Regions from separate parts of the Homo sapiens genome. Here all the other regions are linked to region 3. Evidence: chromatin contacts called from ENCODE Hi-C or POLR2A ChIA-PET data. All regions are on one chromosome and are shown on one strand. Each heading gives the region's core, a stretch centred on a gene start or an enhancer-like site at or near the end of the contact. The rest is flanking DNA. Distances are from core to core; before and after follow the strand shown.

Region 1 (4,367 bases), core at 443-2,942, 3.1 Mb before region 3:
ATTACAGGCGTGAGCCACCACGCCCGGCCTTACCCATTTTGTATGTATAGATCATCCCCAAATAGCAACAGAAAATGCTACTAGCATTTTCTGGAAGGTGTTAGGAAGGTTTAATCTTGTTTACTGTGTAAGTCTCTTAGGTGTCTATCTTTGTTGCAAAATTAACATTCACCCACCTGTTAAGGCTGCAAAATAAACCCCTGCTTGTGTCAAGGAACTCCTCCTCATTGTAACCACCAAAGCATAACTTTAAACCGGGAAGAGTCAAAAAGCTAATTGTATGACAATTAGCTAGGTAAGTCATCTATCTTTCTTCACATCCTCATTTACTCACTAGACATTCGTTAGTCTGTTCTTCTTAGTTAAATATTATTGTACTTCCAAGTCAAAGTCGAGGAAATAAGAATAAAGCTGATTTCTACAATAAATTTAATATTAATACCATTAATCTATTATTCTAACAATTCCAGAAGAATAGAAAGAGGTAGCCATTATTCACATTTTATGAATAAAAAAGGATGTTGAAAATATCTACATCATGCAGTGTTGCAGCTTTTCTGACATCCCATGGAGAATAATTATGTCATGATTCCGAAGTCCTATCTTGAAATTGTATCAGTGTTTCTAACTTTTATATGTAGTTTTTAGGTCAGCAGAAGGAAAGCAGAAAGGAAAATTATAGGAAGGAAACTTTCTAGACTGGGGATCTGAAAAGCAGACAAAACTCCTGTGTTCAAAAAGGAAAAGGAAGGAAACTTTTTTTTTTTAGCCTATGTGTCCCATACAGGATTCTTCTACACATCTTAAAGATGAGAAAACTGAGGGCTCACAGAGGTTAAGTTGTTCAGATTACGAGTGGCACAACCAAGTTTGAACCCAAGTATGCTTATGCTGAAAGGCTTCTCTTTTCAGAACACAAAACTACAAGTAAACACATTAATTAATTAATTAAATCAAGAAAATAGAGCTGCCAAAGTGAATCAGGGAACAGTTAATAATCCAATCTCCTTTTTAACTCAGACCATCAGTTGAGACACCAAAACCTCTAAAAATTCCTGCTATGCACCCCATAGCTAAGGCAGATGTCTTTTTTGGAGTTGATCCAGGAGAATTCGTTTGTGAGGAAGAGGAGGCCAGCCTCAGGGGCAGAGGACCAAAGGAGGGCAAAGGGTGTGGCGCGCGATAGGATGAGAAGGAATAGGAGGCGGGATCCTCTGCGCCGCTTCCGGGGTCTGCAGGCCGCAAGCCGCGGCCCCAGTAACCCCTCATCCCTGTGTCGGTCCCCATGCTTCTCACCACTGCTCTGCCCCTGCACACTGCCGCCGCCGCCACTGGAAAAGGGTTCCTCCGTGGGGCCTTCGTACGGGGTGGAGGTGGTGGGCACGCCGTAGGGCGGGCTCTTCTCGCCCCAGTGCAGGTTGCGGCTGCCGGGGATATCTGGGGGAGTCGTCACCCAGTGGCCCAGGTCCGACCCGGTGCTGAAGGACCTTGCAGGGAAGGCGCCGCCAAAGCCCTGCTCGTCCCGGGCACCACCCCGGTAGCCCAAGCCATCAAATCCGTCCGGGCGCCGCGGATGCATCGCAGCGGGGGCAGGATGACGCGAGCCCGCCCGGAGCCCACCACCACCGGGGCCACCACGACCTAAGCACACACAGCTTCCCGTCGGCCGCCGCCGCGTCAGGGGTAAATTCTGACAACCGGAAGTCACGTTGGAAACCCGGAAGTCTTCGGAGCACGTGATTATAGCCTCTTCCGGCAACCATTAAAGGGCACGGTTGCTAGGGAGACGCGGCGGTAACCTGGACCTTAAAAGTTTGTTGTCGTTAGGGAATAGGTGGGAATATGGTTGTGGGATTAATGAAACACAGTACCAAAGAGATTCCAGAAAGAGAACTGGTGTAGGAATAGGGCCTGCATGGGAGGAGTTCAAAGATGCTTCTTGGAGGGAGCCGATAACCCGCGGGTGGAGCCTACCCGGTGAGATCCCGGCCAGAAATACCCCATGTCACAGCTACGCCCCAGATCTCAGTGTTTTCTCACGGGCCTGGTGCCTCGCCTGCTCCGAGGAAGCTAGTAGAGGTTGGAGTTGTGGAGGGTTAATAACGTTCCACCTAGCTTTGTCTCCCGCACTTGGGGTTTTGGATCAAATCTATTGAGAGATATGGTACCGCCCAGTGAACGCGAAAGTACTGTGGACCACCAGAGCAAGCATTTTAAAAGTTGAAGTGCACGTCGGGGGTGAAAGAAACCCACGTACTCGAATACTGTCCTCCTGGAGTTAGAAATTACGCGTTTTCCTTTTCTAAGGCTGTAAAGAAACTATAGTTTTCTGTCGTATTTTTTTCTGATGTGTCTAAATCACTCAGGGTATTGAAATCCCAGTTATATCGTTCAAAATTGGGACCTCTAATTGAATAACTGAGAGGACTACTGTAGAGCGTCCCCTACTACCTGTTTTCATTAGCTCCACGGGCTCTTGGGCCAGGCTCCCTCCCCAGATCTGAGGAAGACTTCCATGGTTTCATCCTATGTTCCTTCAACTCGTTGGAAGCCCAGGATTCCTAGAGCTTTTCCAAGAGAACTCTGACGTGCAGTTCTCGATCTTCCAGATGCGAACCTTGATTGAGAGTGATAATCAACTTTGTTTTGATTGAACTGACATTTTTTTCTGTGGTTTTATCACTTTTTATTTTTTATGGGTGTATAGTAGGTGTATATATTTATGGGTTACATGAGATATTTTGATAGCGTACATTAAAATGTATAATTAACATTTTTAAATAACGAATTGACATTCTTAAATTTGATTGCGATGCAGCTTGGGCAAAGGTGTTGAGTCTCTTGACTGTATAAAATTTAAATGTCCATATAGTAAATTTTAAAATATATAGTAATCACAATTGAAAGGCAAATCACAAACAGAAAAATGACATTTTAACATGGTTTAAACAATGGAACAGTAGCTTTAATGTACAAAGAGTTCATACCAATGAATAAAGGCAAATCAGAAATATGAGCAAAGGACATGTAGAGGCAATTCATACAAAAAAAGGAAGTGTAAATAGATAATATCATATAAAAAGTCCTTTACTAATTGAAAAAAGGTAAATCTTAATTATCTTTCACGTATTAAGGTGTTTAAAAGGGAAAATGCACATTGTCTTTCCAGGTGAGAAGAAAGTAGCTTTCATTAATTTCTGAAGTGATATAAAACATAACTTTCTGATGGAGAGCAGTTTGGCACTATGTATCAAAAACTGTAAAAATAACCATATTTTTTGACTCCAAAATCTTAGAAAACAAATATAGGGGTTTTTTACATGTTTCTGGCATGGATAACATACATATGTTTATGGCATGCTTGCTCATAATAGGAAAAAAATAAGCAGGAATGCAAATATCAAATAATTATTATTGATTAATAATTTATTATTTAAAGTGTATATCCATACAGTTGTTTAACAAAAATATATTTATTAAGCACCTATCTCGTGTCAGATACTATTTTAAGCAATAAGGATAGAATGATAAATAAGCCAGACAAGGTGCTTGCATTGTTAGAACTGACATTCTAGTTTAGGGAGACAAAGAACAGATAAATATATCCTGTCAAATATAGTGCAATGTCAAATAATGACATGATTGTATTAAAAAAGCCTAAGTGAGCAATAAAGGAAGCTTTTTTTTTTTTTTTTTAGAATAAGGAAGTCCTCTCTGAAGAAGTGACCTTTGAGCAGAGAACTGAATGAAGTGAGGGAGTGAGCCATTTGTGAATATGTGGGAGAAGTTTTCCAGGCAGAGCTGAGCAAGAGAAACGCCCCGATAGCAAACTAGGTAGCCAGTGAGAAAGGGTGAAAGTGATAGGAAATGAGAGCTGAAAGGAGGCTAGGTGCCAGATCTTGCAAAGCCTTGTCGGTGGTGAACAAAATTTAGGTTTTTTGAGAGTAGAGGAGTAATGTGACTGTATTGATGTTTTATAGGAATCCACCTGGCTCTGTATGGGGAAGAGTAAAGGCTTCCACCTACTAAAGGCAAGCAGCTGAGGCAAAAAATAGTAATAATTTCATCTCGAGTGATAGTGTAATGGAGATGAGAAGGGTTTAGAGTGAAGATGTTTATAGATTACATTAGAGATGAGTATTAAATGACATGAAAATATTCATGTTCAATTTAAAACATGTACAGTATGAACTTACCTTTTAAAAATTCTACTAAAGATACACAATAGAAGAATGTGCTAAAATGATAGTATTATGTCTGAGCACGGGCTTGCATAGTTTCACTTTTTATTTAATTGCTCTAAAAACTTAGCTTTTTTTTGTAAGAAGAAAAATTATTTTAGAAAAAAATTAGAGCAAATTTGGTTA
Region 2 (4,518 bases), core at 634-3,133, 4.4 Mb after region 3:
ATCAATAAATATATCTTATACACTGAAATAATTACTAACACTTTCATTTGCAATTAAATAAACTGTTAGCAAAAGCATATTCTATACATCAATTATTATCAAATTAACAGGTCTCTGTATTCATTAACTCTTATATTCCATCCTGTTCATTTTACTTTTCAGTTTATAATGCATTCACAGTTACATAATTAAAACACTGAGGATTCTGTGACACATTCATTAAACTTAATAGTGTAATCATAAATCGCGGCCAAAAGCTTCTGCCGTAATAACCAATACTATATTTTGAAATGACTGGGAAAATAAACTTTGCAAAAGGGTCATTTCTACCTCTATAGTGTCAATCCAGCATTACAGGATTTGAGAAAATAAAACAACTAACAACCCTAAATTGTAGGTTGGCTCTTCGGAAAAAAAAAAAAAAGGAAAATGAGTCTAGTAACATCAGAAATATGCAAGAATTGTTCTTTCAGCTAGGAGCGGCAAGCACACTGTAAAATGCCTCCATTCTTCCTGCTCAAATAAAAAGTTCCCAGCTCCAGCTTTACCTGTGCACCACACACACACAAACACACACACACACACACACACACACGGAAATCTTGGTTCCACCCAAATCAGTAACCCACTGGGTTGAAAACTGAGGTGGAAGGAGAGGCAGGGAGTCCCTAAGCGTGTGGAACACTAGCAAGGGGAAAAGGACGGGGCCATCATTCCCTTCGCGTTCCCATCTCCTTTCTGGCGGAGACCTGCAGATTCCACCACTAGAGAGAGTTTGGCAGCTTCACAATGGGGCCGCGTTGCTGGAGGTCTGACTGCCACCCGCCTCGAAACCCCTCTCCTCCGCTTCCCACCTGCCCCAAAGTCCACCCGCGACAGGTGGGGCGAGGGTGGCAATGCCCGACATCTGCCGCTTAAGCTTCTGGCTCGGACCGGGCCCCAATCCACACGCGCACACACGGCCACAGCCGGCCAGTCCACCCCCACTGCACCGGCAGACACTCGGAGGGCGCGGGCGGCCTCGCACGCGGGTTGCAACCAGGACGAGGAGGGTCGGCGAGATCAGACCGCCGGGGCTCGCCCTGAGGTGCTATCTGACCCGGGCAGTCGCACCCTGAGCGCGGCCGGGCACGCAGCCAAAGGTGCCGCCGGCCGGGGAAAGCTACTTCTCAAAGGGGCCTCCAGGCCCGCTGCCCCGCGGTGCGGGAACAGCGGCCAAGGGAGGGAGCGAGCGAGCGTGCGCGCCAACGCGCCCCGACTTCCGCACCGCGGCACCGCGGGAGAGGCGCTCCGGGTCGCCGAGTCCCCGCACCTCCCCAGCGAGCGCACGACGCGCGCACACGGGGGCGCACGCCCCCGCACACTCACACGCGCTGCACACTCACGGCGTCTGCGGCCCCACCCCTGTGCCAGGGAACCGCAAGCTCCCCGCACCCCGCGCGGGCCCCACCCAGTTTACCAGACCCCAGTCCCCTTCGGGTGCCTGGGAACCGGTCCACCAAGGCCAAGGGACGCTGGGGCCGCCCCGCCGCCCATCGCAGAAGCTGGTCCGGCCGGGTTTCCCCAGCACCGCGGGCATCGTGCGCCCGGCCCAGACACGAGGCGGAGAGGAAGGGGCGGCGCCGCGATTAGGGCTGGCACTGGGGATCGGAGCCTGGGGCAAACCCACTCCCCCAAGCCCCCCATAACCACCACCTTTTCTGCAGCACAAAAGGTTACAGACGGAGCCGTCGTCCCCGTGCAACCTACCGATGGCCCAGGGCTCCGCTGCCTCCGCCGTGCCCGGGGCTGCGGAGCGGGAGACAGGGGCGGGAGAGGCGCAGGACTGCGGCGCCGAGATCCAGGCAGAGGCCGCCAGCCGAGCCAGCCGGGTACCCTCTCCTCTCCCACCGCGCTCGGCGCCAGCTACCGCCCTGCTTAGTCCCCGCCCCCTCCTCCGCCTCCTCCTCCGCCTCCTCCTCCGCCCGCCTTCCCGCCTCCTCCCTCTGGCTGCAGAGGCGCAGCCCGTCAGCGCTGAGCCCGCCTCCTGCGCCCAGCTCTCAGACACCCGGAGGAAGGGCGGGCCGGCTGGCTGCAGAAAGGCGCTAAGAGGCCAGAAGAAGTTGGCGGGGGTGGGCGGGGTTGTTGACTGGTGGTGGGGAGGAGGAGTCGCAACACCCGCTCTCTAGTCTAAACCCAGCACTCCAACTAAAGAGCTCCAACTTGCGGACCTGGGAACACTCCGGCTTCCTCAGTTAAGTGGTGTGCTGATATTTGTCACTTGTGAGTCTCTGCTTAAAGGGCTCAGCACTAAGCAAAAGTACAGAAAACTAGAAGGCCATGAAATTAAAAATTATAGGATCAGTCTACGAAAACTCGTAATACCCAGTGAAGGTGGCGGGGTGGGGCGGGGGGGGGAGTTCAAATTCAGATTCTGATTGGATTAACTATTTTTTAATTTGCACAAATGTTGATCTTGTCTATTATTGTAATAAATTATTTTCTTTGATGAAGATTTGCTTCTCTCAATTCATGTACATTTCTGCCGAACTGGTTAAGCTCAGCAATAAGAATATTTACTGGCATGCATATCCAAATTTACATCTCTCAATAACCATTCTGTGAGGAAGTAACCAATTATGATCCACATTTTAAAAATGCAGAAAGTTTAGGTCATATGCCTACTGAGTGGCTAAGGCTGAATGTGTACGCAGTCGGTGAACCCCAAAATTGTTTATAAGTGTTATAAATTTCGGTACCAGTGTCCAATCAAGAGAGTTTTATTTTTTAAAAGACAAAATGCTTTATCTTAACATAAAAGACATAAATCTGGAGTAGATTAATATAAGTTTAAACGAGTCTTGATTCACACTTGTTCCAGAATCTACATATGTTCCTGATAATATAAAGGCAAAAAATATATAAACACCTCTAGTCCAACAGAACCACTCCCGGAGGCCGCTCAGCTATAAGCCATTTTATGCTACTGCTTATGTGCCCTAAAATAAGTAAAGGAAGGTAGAGGGAAGAATAAGTTTTAAGGAATGTTCCCTAAACAATTTTACAAAACATCAGTTACTTTTTTTCCCGACATAGATTTGCATGTAATTTCAAAAATATAGAAGCTAGCACAACATAATATGAATAAATAAATGAAGAAACTTTTTTTGCATCAGTACATTAGGAGAATACACCGAGAATTATTTCCGATTATAATCTGTTTGACACAATAGTGTATTGTCCTGATGATCATTCTCATAAAACCACCTCCAAAACATTGTATATTTTATATTAAGAGACTTAATTTCATTTCTTCCTGTCTGAAATCTTATAACTTTTTCAGAAGAATGTCTTGTACTTGCCCTTTGCGCTGAGAGTTTGGCAGTGTGCTTTGGCCAAAAGCAATAAAGTTCCCCTCTTAGTTTATTAGGCTCAAGGCTAGCTCTCTTGAGGGCATTGTCTCCAAATTGCCTCCCTCCCTGGGTGGTGTTCTATGCTCCCATCCTAACCCTGAATCTTCACCCAATCAGAACCTAAGTCAGTTCTTGAGTGTCACAAAGAACACCTAATAAACCAATTCACCATGCAGTAATGGTTGATAATAGCTTTATGTGTGGCTCCATCAAGGATATGTTTATGCCACCTAGAGATACTGACTGGGTATTGTCTTCACTCGGATTGGATGTGGGTTGCAAGTGCCGTGGCTGAGGGGCATATAAGAGGTGCAAGTTAATGCAGAATCCCTTCCCAGAGCTTTTTAGTGTTTTAGGAAGATCTCTTCAACCTATAAAGAAAAATGGCATTCATATAAAGGGTTAGGCCCAAATGTAGAATAGACCCAGAGCCCTGAAAGGCCTTCTGAATTTGGGGACTCAGAAGCTCCATCTCACACACTCCTTGTGTAAGTTATGTCTTTGCCTCAAGGCATCCTTTCCAGAAAATCCCTTTAAAATGACTTTAAAATGTCAGCTGCCTGGGAAATATTATACTACGTTGATGTAAATGATGTCGGCTAGCAAACAACCAGCTTGAGAGAACAGAATAGGTGAATTTGATAACAACATAATGATGTAAAACAGAATCTACAAAGACAGGTGTGCAAGAAATACCACATTACCTTCTTTTCTATAAACTCATTTGTTTCAAGCAGGGTCTAACCAGGAAAACAGAAACCATTTTGAGTATCTACAGAAGTAATTGAATGCAAGAAATTGGTAACGTAGGTGATAGGAAAAGTCAGAAGCTAATCAGGAGATGGCACAGTAATCCAGAAACTAGCAACTGCGACCTCTAGCTGGAGAAATAAGAGAAGAGGCAGGGTTATTGGAGTCCAGGGCCCAGGCAGCATGGCCAGCCTGGTGAGAGCTGCGGCCATAGAGGAGAAACAACCACTGCCAAAGAAGCAATCTAGGGAGGGAGAAGGGGGAAATGTACTATACGTTCTCCTCTCCTGCCCTCCAATCTCCTTCCAGTGCCTTGCATTGGCCAAGTCTGATACACCTGCCATGGGAGCCAGGGAAACAGCCTACGGGGATCAGC
Region 3 (4,129 bases), core at 1,519-4,018:
GGGAGCAAAAGTAAACTGCCTTTTTTCTCCTGGGGATCTGCCCTTCCCACTAAGGCAGAAAACTCCCTAGGGAACATGAGAAAAAATACCGCTGCTCCCGAGCCCGCGGACCCCTTAAGGGCGGGTCTCGGGGGCCTGTGGCCCCGCAGAGCAGGCGTCGGGCTCACTTCCTGGGCGCTGGACGACAGTGGGGACGCGTCCCGAGGCGCTGGGACAGTCTCGCTGCCAGGAGATCGCTCTTCAGTGGCGGCTGAAGACCAGGCTTGCAACCTGCCCTTGAAGTCCAGGACCGAGGGGCCTTTTCCAACAATAAAGGAACTGCTTTTCTTCCCACAGCCCCCGCCCCCGGCCCTCATTTCTTTCCGCACCGGGTTCGATAAAGGCGTTTATTCTTTGGGGAGTGGGCAGCAAATCACCCTCAAGGTTGAAATGGAAGAGGTGTGAGGTTATTTCTGAAGGGCTCGTCTGCCGCATTCATTTCCTCTCTGTGGAAGGTTCGCGCTGAATTGTAATCACTTTAAACTGTGATTTGCCTGATTTTTAAAAACGTGTTTTCAGAGCATCACTTTAAAGAAAACTTGCTTCCTGCCCAAGAATCTTTAAATCCCAAGTGGGAAGAGGAGGGCTGAAAGGCACAGGAGGGGTGCTCAGACTTCCAGATAACCCAGCGCCAGGCAGCGTGCGGCGTGGAGAGCGGGTGGAATGGACAGGAACGCGCACTCCCTGAGGCTCCGTTCCAGCCCATCCGTCACCTGCGGGGCACCAGAGACAGATGCCGGCTCTCCAGCCAAAGGGTGGGCACAGGTTCCTTTAAAATCGAAAGACCCTACTCCCAGGTAAAAAGATGTCAAATCATTCCTTAGCCCAGACGGAATTCAGCACCCAAAGGGTTACACGTGGCTGCCGGGCTCCGGCGCAGGAGAGGGCGCCTCGGCACTCCCAGTAATTCAATTAGTCAGGTTTCTAGAAGGTGGGGCGGGGGAGGGGGTAGGAGGCGTGGGGAAGGGAGATTAGGAAAACGCCTCTTTCTCGTGGAGCAAACCAATCCGGTTGGAGTAAAGAGAGAGGAAAAACCCCCAATCTGTAAGCAAACAGTAGGCCGTTCCCTGACTGGTTGCTCCAGCTATCCCCCCACCGCGCTCCCACCCTTCCCAAGTAAACTGCTTGGAAGGAGGAAAAAAAAAAAAAAAAAAAAAAAGACAGTCCACATGACCCGGGCCGCAGCGGCAGCAGCGCTGGCTGGGCGCGGGCTGGCGGCACCTCCCCCTGCTTCGTCCGGAGCTCACACCCGCGCTCGCGCCGCCCGCCCGTCCCGCGTCCCGCGCAACACGCCCGGGCGGAGCCCCATCCCCCCGCCCACGTCCACGTTCACGCGTGCGGCCTCGCGCTCTGCTGAGGCTGCTGCCACTGGGTCGCCGCCGCTGTCGGCTTTCCACGCAAGTCATTAACGAGGGGGCGTGCCCGAGGAGATTTTTTTTCCCATAAAGCATTTTTTCTCTCGCTCTCTTTTTTTCCCCCTCTTTTGCAAAACTGACTTTTACAAAACCCTTTCCACTTCTTGCCAGTCGTTTCAATTCCTCCTGGGCTGCTCGTGCTGCTGCTGCTGCACTCAAGTTTATTTATTTTCCCGCCTGGGTAGGGGTTTTAGGATTCGGTTTGTGGTTTTCACCTCTGTTGCTGCTGTGCCTAAGGAGGGAAAGAGGAGCAGCTGCGGGAGGATCGGGAAGGTTTTCTGATGTAGTCATCGGGGAGGTGCCACTCGCTCGTGCGCTTTTTTTTTTTCCTCTTTTCCCATTTCAAACTGATTGATGCATCTCTACAAGTTGCTAGGCTTGGACCCGCTGGAGTCGCAGGGACACTTCTGAGAGCTCACCCCGGGCTCTTGGCACCGCGTGTGGGGGCTCAGTCTCCCTCTCGGAAGGCGATCGGAGACTGACATCGGCCCATCCAGGAGTTGGAGGGATCCATTTGAAAGTGATTGTTTCCCCTCCCGCTCTCCAGCCGAACAGTTGGGTTGGCGTCGTCTTGCAGGTTTAGGAATCCCAGCTCTGCCAGGCCGGCTGGTCTTAACCTCTGCTCTTCATTCACTGTGGTGCACCCACACCCAGCCAAGGAAAGCACGCGCGAGAAATCCCCGAGGCTCGGCCAGCCCCCGGGGTGCCCTCTTCCGCTACCGCCGCGTTCCGACTCTGCTGGGGGACCTGCCGGAAGACGCGAAGAGCCAAACTTTTCTTTGAGGTTTTCGAGGCAAGACCGCTTCGAAAGCCGGCGCAGCTGCCGCTTAACCAGTTCCAGGACACCGACAAGGCTGGGTTGCGGCTCCGGATCCCCACCCTTCTCGGCGCACCGCCCGGTACCGCAGCACTTACGACTCCTCTGAGATTTCTGGGGGTCGCCCCGCTAAGGCACAGAGGAGGCTGAGGAAAGGGGTTCTCAGACTCCCGGGACCACAAGCGCGAAGCCCTCTATCAGCACGTCGCCCTTCTCCTGCAGTTTCCCACCGGCCGCCAAAGTAACTTGGAGCGAAGCGTGGCGCAGTGCGAGGGCCCCGGGCGGTGGCGGAGCCGTGCGTAGCCTGCTGCGCCGACGCTGAGCCGGGCCCGGCGGGCCGGTGTATGTCTCCCCGCGGCTGCGGCGCGCAACTCCCGGTGACTGTGCAGCGCGCGCCGCCGCCTGCCCCGACCCGCGCTGCAGCCGCCCGGCCCGGCGCGCACCTCCCTCTCCCGGGGTGACCGGCCTGCCGCCGCCGCCCGAGACACAGCTTGGCACCTCTTCCCCCGCCCTCGCCGCCGCCACCACACACACGCACGCTTCTCTCCATCTTGTGATTCCTTTTTCCTCCTGAACCCTCCAGTGGGGGTGCGAGTTTGTCTTTATCACCCCCCATCCCACCGCCTTCTTTTCTTCTCGCTCTCCTACCCCTCCCCAGCTTGGTGGGCGCCTCTTTCCTTTCTCGCCCACTTTCATTTTTATTTATTCATATTTATTTGGCGCCCGCTCTCTCTCTGTCCCTTTGCCTGCCTCCCTCCCTCCGGATCCCCGCTCTCTCCCCGGAGTGGCGCGTCGGGGGCTCCGCCGCTGGCCAGGCGTGATGTTGCACGTGGAGATGTTGACGCTGGTGTTTCTGGTGCTCTGGATGTGTGTGTTCAGCCAGGACCCGGGCTCCAAGGCCGTCGCCGACCGCTACGCTGTCTACTGGAACAGCAGCAACCCCAGGTAAGCCGATAACAGGCGGAGAGCCAGGGCTACCCGGGCCTCGGGGCCCTGCGGAAGGAGCGGCGGCGGGGATCGGCGCGCACCAACCGCTGGCGGCGCGCACCCTCGGAGCCTGCGTCGCCCGGGCGCTGATGGCTTGAGGCGTCGGCGGGAAGCGCTCGCGTCGCGCCCCTCTTTGTTAAGCCGCCGCGGAAAGGCCAGGTACCCCTGGGAGTCCCCGGGGCTGCCTAGACCAACTGCTTCTGCGGGGCGCCGGGAGACTCGGAAAAGGGCGGGAGCCGGGGAGTAGGGACTTCTCTGCTTCCCAGCCCCGGCATCTGGCTGGCATCCGGTTCCCGGCGCGGGGAGCCCCCAGTGTGCGCAGCCGGGAGCTCCTTCCTGGAGCGTGGGTCCGCAGGGACTGCGGAGAGAACCCGCCAAACATCCCCCAAAGTTTTTTTTTTTTTTTTTTTTTTTTTAATTTTAATTTTCCCTTCTCTTTTCCCGGTGCGCGCAGAGAGAGCGCACGGGCTGGGGGAAGTGAGGGGGGCTGGGAAGCGGAAGCTTTAGGTTTTTATTTTCCTCTTCAACTGCGAGGAAATCATTCGGCCCCTGAGTCAGTCTGGGCCCGGCGCGCCTGGCAGTGGAGAGGATTCTCCCATCTTCTCCATCCCTCCACCCACCCCAGTGGGTTCAAGGTGCCAGAAAGTTTGATCTAATGCCGGGTTACGTCATGTGTGCAGAACAAGCTGCCAGAGTTGGCCGAGCCAGGAGGTGGGAGCCCTTCGCCCGCGGCCTGGCGATGTGCTGCCGGAGGAACGCGCGCGATTACCTGGAACCGATTTGTAGGCGTCCCGAAGCCCGCCGGGTATGCGGGAGACTAGAGGTGGGCGCCGGGGGCGGTCCTAGTGCGCGTGCTGGACACCGGCCAGTC

Evidence for each region. A loop is a pair of places that touch in the nucleus more often than their neighbours do. ChIA-PET counts read pairs that join two places held with the same protein, here RNA polymerase II (POLR2A). Pooled maps may share reads with other maps.
Region 1: a loop to region 3 is called in a map with no recorded cell type, with 4 times the contacts of the local background. The contact joins the promoter of SLC25A46 here to the promoter of EFNA5 in region 3. A Hi-C loop is called at or near these places in 1 of 37 single-sample maps with no recorded cell type and 2 of 50 pooled maps. POLR2A ChIA-PET finds 5 or more read pairs at or near these places in 1 of 52 experiments (PC-3).
Region 2: a loop to region 3 is called in a pooled map, with 6 times the contacts of the local background. The contact joins the promoter of MACIR here to the promoter of EFNA5 in region 3. A Hi-C loop is called at or near these places in 1 of 37 single-sample maps with no recorded cell type and 5 of 50 pooled maps. POLR2A ChIA-PET finds 5 or more read pairs at or near these places in 1 of 52 experiments (SK-N-SH).

Annotation. Positions count from the first base shown.
Region 1 is chr5:110,736,332-110,740,698 of GRCh38, reverse strand. SLC25A46 (solute carrier family 25 member 46) reads right to left here and starts at 1,692. Exons shown (of 8, transcript NM_138773.4): 1 at 1,297-1,692. The coding sequence starts at 1,579. It also overlaps a transcript of TMEM232 not described here. RefSeq lists enhancers at 1-355, 1,600-1,669, 1,680-1,809, 2,060-2,109.
Region 2 is chr5:103,256,128-103,260,645 of GRCh38, reverse strand. MACIR (macrophage immunometabolism regulator) reads right to left here and starts at 1,883. Exons shown (of 3, transcript NM_033211.4): 1 at 1,750-1,883. RefSeq lists silencers at 1,123-1,502, 1,713-2,222.
Region 3 is chr5:107,669,576-107,673,704 of GRCh38, reverse strand. It overlaps EFNA5 (ephrin A5), which reads left to right and starts at 2,768. Exons shown (of 5, transcript NM_001962.3): 1 at 2,768-3,216. The coding sequence starts at 3,092. RefSeq lists enhancers at 1-14, 1-415, 2,156-2,295, 3,006-3,135, 3,536-3,615 and silencers at 1,256-1,325, 2,686-2,735, 3,306-3,375.